Regions from separate parts of the Homo sapiens genome. Here region 2 is linked to region 1. A link is a loop called in an ENCODE intact Hi-C map of the cell type or tissue named here. Cell type or tissue: dorsolateral prefrontal cortex. All regions are shown on one strand. Links, peaks and the distances in the headings refer to the core of each region. The heading gives the core; the rest is flanking DNA.

Region 1 (4,389 bases), core at 150-4,149:
ATAAAACCAAGCTGTGCCCTGATCACCTTGGGCACATGTCAGGATCTCTTGAGGCTGTGTCATGGGAACATGTCCTCAACCTTGGCAAAATAAACTTCCCAAATTAACTGAGACCTATCTCAGATATTTGGGATTCATAGTGTACAATATGTTTTGACATGTGTGTAGACTGTGGATTGACCCATCTCATATTACAAAATGTCCTTCTTTATCTCTAGTAACATCCTAGGGACACAGCATTATGCTGTTAGAAGCCATACTAGTATTTCATTTAGGTGCTCTGCATTATTTAGTGCAGAGGTTTGTACAAAGTTCTTATGTGTGAAGTGTTCTGTAGTTCTTAACACACACACACACATGCTTGCATTCTCACTTATTATCTTAGCTTGCCCTCTAAGCTACCAGATCTGTATTCAAATTCTTTCTGTCCTTTGGAAATCCTATGGGTAAGTCTTAAACAGAGCAACATATAACCCTGAGGGCCAAATCCTGGCACAGACCTCAAGACAAGTGCCTGCTGAGGAAATATGTCGTCCACACAATGAACTTGTGGGCAGGATGCCCAGTACCCAGACAAGATCACGGCCTTGCTCCTTCTATCTGCTACCACACCCAGCTCTGTAGCTTCCCTGAGCCCAACTACAAAAATAACCTGCCACTTATGCAGGGGGTACACCAAGTGGCTTCCCCACTGAAGCTGAGGAAGGAGAATCTCCAGATCCACTTGGAGGAAAGGAGAAGTCCTCCAAAATGCCCATTGAAAGTAGAGCCTATGAATAACCTGTCCCTCCCAGCATCCAGAACACCTACCCCAGGGCCTGGCCTGCATTGCCAGCCTCCCAAGGTGCGGTTATTGAATACTGAGAAGCTGCCAAGGACTCAGCCTCATCTCCCTCAGTGTTCTCCAAATGGTGGGATGATCTTCGTGTAATAACATTGAATGCCAAAGTTTAAAAAAGCCATCCCCTTTTCAGTTTTTTCCCCCAAGTCATTCCAATCATGTCAAACAGAAAGCCTTTGTTTGATGCTACTAAGTCTTTACGCCTAGCTGGAACTGATTAGCAGTAACAGAATTGTTTTGTCTTTGTTGTATTTGTCTTTATAGTTACCTTATATTTGTGGCAAAGTATACTGGGTTTTCCATTTGCGATAGGGATGTAAACTTTCCATTTTATATGAATTAATTTCAGGTAAAAAGTGAGTTCCTTAAAGAAAGTTATTGCATATTTAAATAATAATGGGGTGGCAAAATTCACGAGGGTTGTGTTGACTGTGCTCAGAAATCAAAGCTGGGCGTGGTGGCTCAGGCCTGCAATCCCAGCACTTTGAGAGGCTGAGGTGGGAGGATCGCTTGAGGCCGGGAGTTTGAGAGCAGCCTGGGTAACACAGCGGGACTCCATCACTACATTTATAATAAAAGAAAAAAAAAAGGAACGCCCCTAAATATGACATGGGTGAATAGTTCCCACCAAGTGATCCTGGCCATGTATGCCTGAACCCGAAGAGAGTTGCAAAGGAGGACATTTAAATTTGGGGCTCTGCCAATGTTCCTCCGTTTAGGGGGGCCTGGGAGCAGGTGTCGGAGTGAGGGCACAGGAACAGCAGCCCGCTGTCTGCGACACCTGGGCTGGCTGTGACACCTGGGCTGGGCCTGGGCCTGGGCCTCGCCAAGGCTGCGGAGCGCAGCGCCGCGCTTCACCACTAGGTGGTGGACGTACGCTCCCAGTATGAGCGGCGCTGACCCCGGGAGCAGCATGGCCCTTTGCAGCCCGAGCTGCTGGAACAGGCTGGGACACGCCTGCCCTCTCGCGGCCCCCTGCCCGAGGGGCCCTGCACACCCGGAGCCGGGCTTGGCGAAGTCAGTCTCAGACCCCCTCAAAACCAAATCTCAGAGCTGCTTGAGCCACAGGGAAATGAAATAACCCCTAATGGAGACTCTTAACCTTACTTTGTACACAGACTGGTTACCCTGTGGCGCTCCTCTCAGAATAACCTTTTTAAATGCGTGAACTAGATGGGAATAAATAACAAGATCTAGGAATTTGGAAAAAATGAGCACAAGTGACTTTTCCAGGTCACTGTAATGACTGTAATATGACATGAACATACCTTCCATTTCTATTGGCACTGCTAATACCACTATGGTTTATTTGCTGCCTGCATTCATAATTGAAGAAAATCCCAAGTATCACTTAAAGGTGAGTGAGAATAAGTATTTAATTATTTTCCTTTGCAAGTTCAGGGACCCCATAAATTCTATGCCCACGGTTAAGAAACCTTTAGTGTCTGGCAGTTTCCAGATGGGGCGAAAAAAAAAAGAAAAAAAAAAAAAAACACCTTAGTGAAAATCGAGGCAAGATGGAAGACATTTAAACAGCACAACAGACTTCCCTGTCCATTTCCTGTTTTGCCCCAGCTTTAGTGCTCAGGGTCTCCTCAGTATCCACTCTCTGCCTTGACCGTCAGGAGCTATGAGCAGCACGGGGCATGCATGATCGTAGGGTAAGTGGGGAGTGGGAGGGGGCTAAGATATCATCCAGGCTCAATTGTTCAGTTTCCAGACACTGAGACAGAGAAAGGAGTCGGCACCTAGCATCTCCTACTCATTCAGGTCAGAGCTAAAGATCCACGCTCCATACCCATTTCCCCATTTCAGCCTGGGGGACAATTGGGAGGGGACTGGTAAGCCTCCCCAAGAAAGTGACACAAACTAAGACTTGGAGGAGGCATGTGGATCTCAGGGGAAGAGCATTTTCCTCTTCCCCTGAGAAGAGGAGGCGTGGTGGGAGCCATTCACTCAGGTCATATATAGAGGCCTTGCTTTTTTTCTTTTATACAGAGATGGAGTCCCACTAAGTTGCCCAGCCTGGTCTCAAACTCAGCCTCAAGCGATCCTCCCACATTAGCCTCTGAAAGTTCTGGGATTGCGGGTGTGAGCCACCATGCCCAGCTGGACATTGCTTTTGATTTCTGAGCACAGTCAACACCACCCTCATGAATTTTGCCACCCCATTATTTTTATTTATCATCATTTTTTTTTTTTTGAGACCGAATTTCACTGTGTCGCCCAGGCTGGAGTGCAGTGGCGCGATCTCAGCTCACTGCAACCTCTGCCTCCCAGGTTCAAGCGATTCTCATGCCTCAGCCTCCCGTGTAGCTGGGATTACAGGCGTGCACCACCACGCCCGGCTAATTTGTGTATTTTTAGTAGAGGTGGGGTTTCACCATCTTGGCCAGGCTAGTCTTGAACTCCTGACCCCAGGTGATCCATCCGCCTCAGCCTCCCAAAGTGCTGGGATTACAGGCATGAGCCACCGCGCCCGGCCCCATTATTATTTAAATATACAATAACTTTAAGAAGAGGCAACAGCTGGTGCAGCAGCCCTGGTGGATAGGCCTGGCATGCTTCCAGAAGGAAGCCGTGTAGCTGAGGCGGAGTGAAGCATAAATGAGGTCGGAGAGGTAGCTGGAGACCCGATCTAGAAAATCATCCTCTTAGAAGGACTTCAGCTTTTATGCCGTGTGAAACGTGGACCTGGCATAGAGTTGCTGGTGTTTGAATGTGTCTCCCAAAAGTCCATGTGTTAGAAACTGTGCCCTCATGAATGGGTTAATGGATTAATGAGGATTCTGCTCTCATGAATGCATTCATGTTGTCACCATCAGGGGAGTGAGTACTCATGGGAATGCCTTTGTTATCAAAGTGAGCTCTCTCTTGCACATGCTTCGTTTTGCCCTCTTGCCATGTGGTGCCCTCTGCCATGTTAGGATGAAGGTAAAAGGCCCTCACCAGATGCTGGCACCACGTCCTTGGAATTCCCAGCCTGCAGAATTGTGAGCTAAATAAACTTCTTTTGTTTATAGATTACCCAGTCTGTGGTATTCTGTTACAGCAACAGAAAATGGACTAAAAGAGGGTTTTGAGCAGAGGAGGAACGAAATCTGACTTAGTTTTAATCAAGGTGATCACATGTTCTGGTTTGCCAGGGCCAGTACTGGCTTACTCCTGTTATCCATTGTAATTATCAATAGCATTTCTTTTTGCCTCAAAGGAGTCAATTATGGTTGCTTTAACAGCATGGCCTGGCTACTGTACTGAGAATGGACTGGAGGGGGCAAACATGGGAAGAGGGAGACTAGTCAGGATGCCATGGCAAATGATCCACACAAGAGACAACAGCAGCTTTGACCAGGGTGGCCGCAGTGGAAGTGGTGAGAAATGGAGAGAGTGCCAGAATTTAGCTTTTGTGATGTGAATTCAAGACGTCGATTAGACTTCGAAGTAGTAGCCATTGGCCAAGAGGCAGATGCTGATTGTCCGTGATGAGCCCCTGGTTCCTGTGCTCTGTCCCTTCTGCCTGTTACTACCTGGCTGCCACACACTTGTTG
Region 2 (4,389 bases), core at 115-4,114, 100 kb before region 1:
TAGACATTTATCCTATTACATTTACCTAAGTTATTTATGTTTTTTTTTTCAAGACCTCACTCTGTCATCCAGGTTGAAGCGCATTGCCGCAACCTCGGCTTACTGCAACCTCCGCCTTCCTGGTTCAAGCGATTCTCCCGCCTCAGCCTCCCGAGTAGCTGGGACTACAGGCATGCACCACCATGCCTGGCTACTTTTTATATTTTTAGTAGAGATGGGGTTTCACCATATTGGCCAGGCTGGTCTCGAACTCCTGACCTCGCGATCTGCCCGCCTTGGCCTCCCCAAGTGCTGGGATTACAGGCGTAAGCCACCGTGCCTGGCTAGTCTTTGGAATTTTACCTGCGGGATTTTTTTGAGGCCTGAATTGAAGATACATTTCTCCATAAAACAATTTTAATTGCTTCCTCTGAGAGCCTTGTGGCTCCACCAACCGGGCTATTTTACATCACAATTTTGGCTTGAGGTGTTTCAGATCACCCGGTTTGCACGAATTCAGGCTTCAGACCTCAGTGAGGACTCTCCTTGTGGCTCTGCATCCTCAGCCTTTACCCACTCCACGCAGGAGATTTCACTTGCAGTGCCCTGGGGAGGTGGGTTTCCTCTTGGTTCACTCTTACATTGAGGATATGACCCTTTGGGGTCTGTAGCAAACACATCTGTTCCTCCTCATCATGCCCCCTCTGTCTGCCTCTGGTCTTAGCCTCAATTGCGGTGGAAGGTTCTGTGTGAACTCTGTCTCAGCTTTCATTTCAGCCACAGTTCCAGTGGCTAGCTCCTGCCTAACAAGCTCATACTCAACTTGTACTGATAGAATCCCACTACAAATGCATACCTCTATGTTCCTGCTTTTGTCCAAGGACTTTTGCCAAAGCCAGCATCTGCTTGGCTTGCATGGCTGGGAAGTCCCTAAGTGAGGGTGAATCGATGTCACTGAAGACAGTCCTCACCCATAGGAGTGGAAGCTGGTGATAAATGCTCCAGCCTCCTGTCCTATTGGACAATTCCGATACATTTTCTCTGTGCTTCTCAAGATGCCCTTACAGAATCTGTAGGAGAACCTCACATACTCAACCTTACACTGCTCCTCCAACTTCTCCCTTTCTAGACCTCCCTGGTTCTCGCTCTTTATTTCTGCAATCACCTCCCAAATAGACTGCCTGCATCCATGTGCTTGTTTTAGGTTTTGATTTTTGTTTGTTTGTTTGTTTTTTTGAGACAGAATTTTGTTCTTGCTGCCCAGGCTGGAGTGCAGTGGTGCGATCTCAGCTCACCACAACCTCCGCCTCCTGGGTTCAAGAGATTCTCCTGCCTCAGCCTCCCAAGTAGCTGGGATTACAGGCATCGGCCACCACGCCCGGCTAATTTTGTATTTTTAGTAGAGACGGGGTTTCTCCATGTTGGTCAGGCTGGTCTCAAACTCCCAACCTCAGGAGATCTGCCTGTCTCGGCCTCCCAAAGTGCTAGGATTACAGGCAAGAGCCACCACGCCTGTAATCCCATTTTTAGGGAACCTAAAAGAAGATATAACCCCACTGCTTTTGCCAGAACAAAAATTTTTTTCTTCTTTTAAATTTCTTCCTCTCCGCTATAGGTGTCTGAGATGGGACAGACACTTATGAGATGAGAGTCCTGGAATTTTCCAAATTTTACATTCATCTTGTGGCATTCTTTATAGATAACATTTATTCATTGGAGCCTGGTGTGGTCTTTGGGCAAAACACCTAACTGTAAAGAAAACTCCAGTTGAAATTTTGCAACCATTATGGCTTTTTTGAAAGTTAGAACTATTCATATACATATTTCCAACTTCCTCTCAAAAATGGCAGATGAGTCAAGAATGTAAGTCAACAGAACGGGTAAATTGGGAAAGGCTAGAATTTTGAAATCACAGATACCTGCTTCCAAAACAGTCCCCGCGAGGGCAGTAATAATGGAGTAGGGCTGCATGCTGCCACCAGAGGGCAGCAGAGGCCGGGAACAGGTGGAGAGGCAAGGCCCAGTTATTCTTACCGTCTGAGATCTGATGCAGACAAGACAAGCATTTATTGGGCTCTGTTACAAGTTGGTCATTGTGCTGGGCACAATAAAAAATCACACAAAGTTCAAAGGCAGAGATCAGAGGTCAGAGCCAACGGGGGAGTGGAACAGAGCAGAATTAAGAGGGCTGTTCTTCAGATCAACTAAGGAACTCCCAAAGACAGCATGTCTGGAAATACAAACACAATACCAGAAATAAATATGATGGCTATTTTTTGGTCTGTTCTTGACCATGGAAGCTGGGTCATCCCTGGAGAATCAGGCGAGGCAAATTTGTAGGGCCACTGAGGGTCAGTCAATCTGCAGATTTACTTTATGCTGATCAGAATTTAAATGGCCCTCTTGGCTGGGTGTTGTGGCTCATGCCTGTAATCCCAGCACTATGGGAGGCTGAGCTGGGGGGATTGCTTGAGGCCAGGAGTTCGAGATCAGTCTGAGTAACATAGAGAGACCCTGTCTCTACTTAGAAAAATTAAAAAATTAGCTGGGCACGATGGCACATGCCTGCGGTCCCAGCTGTTTGGGAGGCTGATGTAGGAGGATCTCTTGAGTCTGGGAGGTCAAGACTGCAGTAAGCTATGATCGCGCCACTGCACCCTAGCGTGGGCAACAGAGTGAGAACCTCTCTCTATAAATAAATCAATAGCTACCTCCCTGAGCAAACATAAAACTTTTTTGGTTTAGTGTCTCTCCCACTGCAGGAATAAACACAATCCCACGTCACAGGTCTAGGCTTTTCCCATCAGGCCAGATGTGTTGGCATTTTGATAATATCCTGTGCTTGCTCTAACATCTAATCTTTGACTCTTACACTTGATGGCAAAATCCTCCAGCTCCCCTAGATGCTCACTGAGGTGGGGGCTGCTCCGTGAGCACTAACTGCTTGGGGATTGCAGGCCTCGTGGCCTTCCTGTATTTTGCCCTGCTGTGAAAACGCAGGCAATATGGCCGGGTGCGGTGGCTCACTCCTGTAATCCCAGCACTTTGGGAGGCTGAGGTAGGAGGACTGCCTGAGCACAGGAGTTTGAGACCAGCCTGTGCAACATGGTGAAACTCCATCTCTACTAAAAATACAAAAATTATCAGGTGTGGTGGCGCGCACCTGTAGTCCCAGTTACTTGGGAGGCTGAGGTGGGAGAATGGCGTGAACCCGGGAGGCGGAGGTTGCAGTGAGCCGAGATCGCGCCACTGCACTCCAGCCTGGGCGACAGAGCGAGACTCCGTCTAAAAAAAAAAAAAGAAAGAAAATGCAGGCAATTACTTCTGCACTCTCAAGTCCCTGTGAGGTGGGACTTGCTCTCTCTCCAAAAGGCCTTGTGGATACTCCCAACCCCACTGGACAGTTACAGCGGTGCAATGGGGAGCTCTGGGAGAATCTGTCAGATTTTCACCAATTGGACTTTTCATTAATAGGTGGGCTTGGTTTCGTGTTGTCACTTTTTTTCTAAATCTTCTCATTACCATGCTAGAAACTCACTTTATTTTTTGGCCTTTCTTATTAGTTTTGTTTTACTTCCTTTTTTTTTTTTTTTTTTTTTTTTTTTTTTTGAGACAGGGTCTCACTCTGTTGCCCAGGCTGGAATGCAGTGGTGTGATCACGGCTCACTGCAGCCGCAACCTCCTGGGCTCAAGTGATCCTCCCACCTCAGCCTCCCAAGTAGCTGGGACTACAGGTGTGCACCACCACACTCAGGTAATTTTCTTTATTTTTTGTAGAGATGGGGTCTCACTGTGTTGCCCAGGCTGGTCTCAAATTCCTGACCTAAAGCGATCTGGCTGCCTTGGCCTCCTAAAGTGTTGGGATTATAGGCATAAGCTTCCATGTCCCGTCTGTTTCACTGTTTGTTTGTTTGTTTTGTTTTGTTTTGTTTTGAGATGGAGTCTTGCTCTGTTGCCCAGGCTGGAGTGCAGTGGCACAATCTCAGTTCACTGCAGCCTCCACCTCCCAGGTTCAAGCAATTCTCCTGCCTCAGCCTCCTGAGTAGCTGGGATTACAGGTGCATGCCACCACGCCCCCCAGCTAATTTTTGCATTTTTAGTAGAGATGGGGTTTCACCATGTTGGGCAGGCTGGTCTCGAACTACTGACCTCAAGTGATCCGCCTGCCTCGGCCTCCCAAATGCTAGGATTACAGGTGTGAGCCACTGCGCCCGGCCTGTTTCACTCTTCTTAAAGAAAATTTTCAATTTTTTTTTTTTTTTTGCTAAATCTTGCTCACCTTAGGCTTTTTCTCCTGCTGTGGCCATGTGTGTTTACACTTGCGGAGCTCCTCCTGTGTTCTTCCTCTGCCTCCCTCCCCCTGGGTGTGATGGTCTAGGGTGAGCTGCTCAGCTCCATCAGTAAATGAAG

The links. A loop is a pair of places that touch in the nucleus more often than their neighbours do. Peaks named below come from ENCODE experiments on the same cell type or tissue, not always from the same donor. Only the 100,000 strongest peaks of a DNase experiment are listed, where the experiment ranks them.
Region 2: a loop joins it to region 1, with 13 times the contacts of the local background. A loop is called at or near these places in 30 of 110 quality-filtered maps.

What each region holds. Positions count from the first base shown.
Region 1 is chr16:74,811,566-74,815,954 of GRCh38, forward strand. No RefSeq gene overlaps it. Among named protein-coding and RNA genes, the nearest start is that of FA2H, 39 kb to the left of the region's middle. In dorsolateral prefrontal cortex, for the core only: CTCF peaks have their summits at 1,726 (motif pointing right) and 1,929; DNase peaks (open chromatin) are centred at 1,746 and 3,347; H3K27ac peaks cover 2,142 bases.
Region 2 is chr16:74,707,644-74,712,032 of GRCh38, forward strand. No RefSeq gene overlaps it. Among named protein-coding and RNA genes, the nearest start is that of MLKL, 9.0 kb to the left of the region's middle. In dorsolateral prefrontal cortex, for the core only: CTCF peaks have their summits at 1,957 (motif pointing right) and 2,156; a DNase peak (open chromatin) is centred at 1,968; H3K27ac peaks cover 3,707 bases.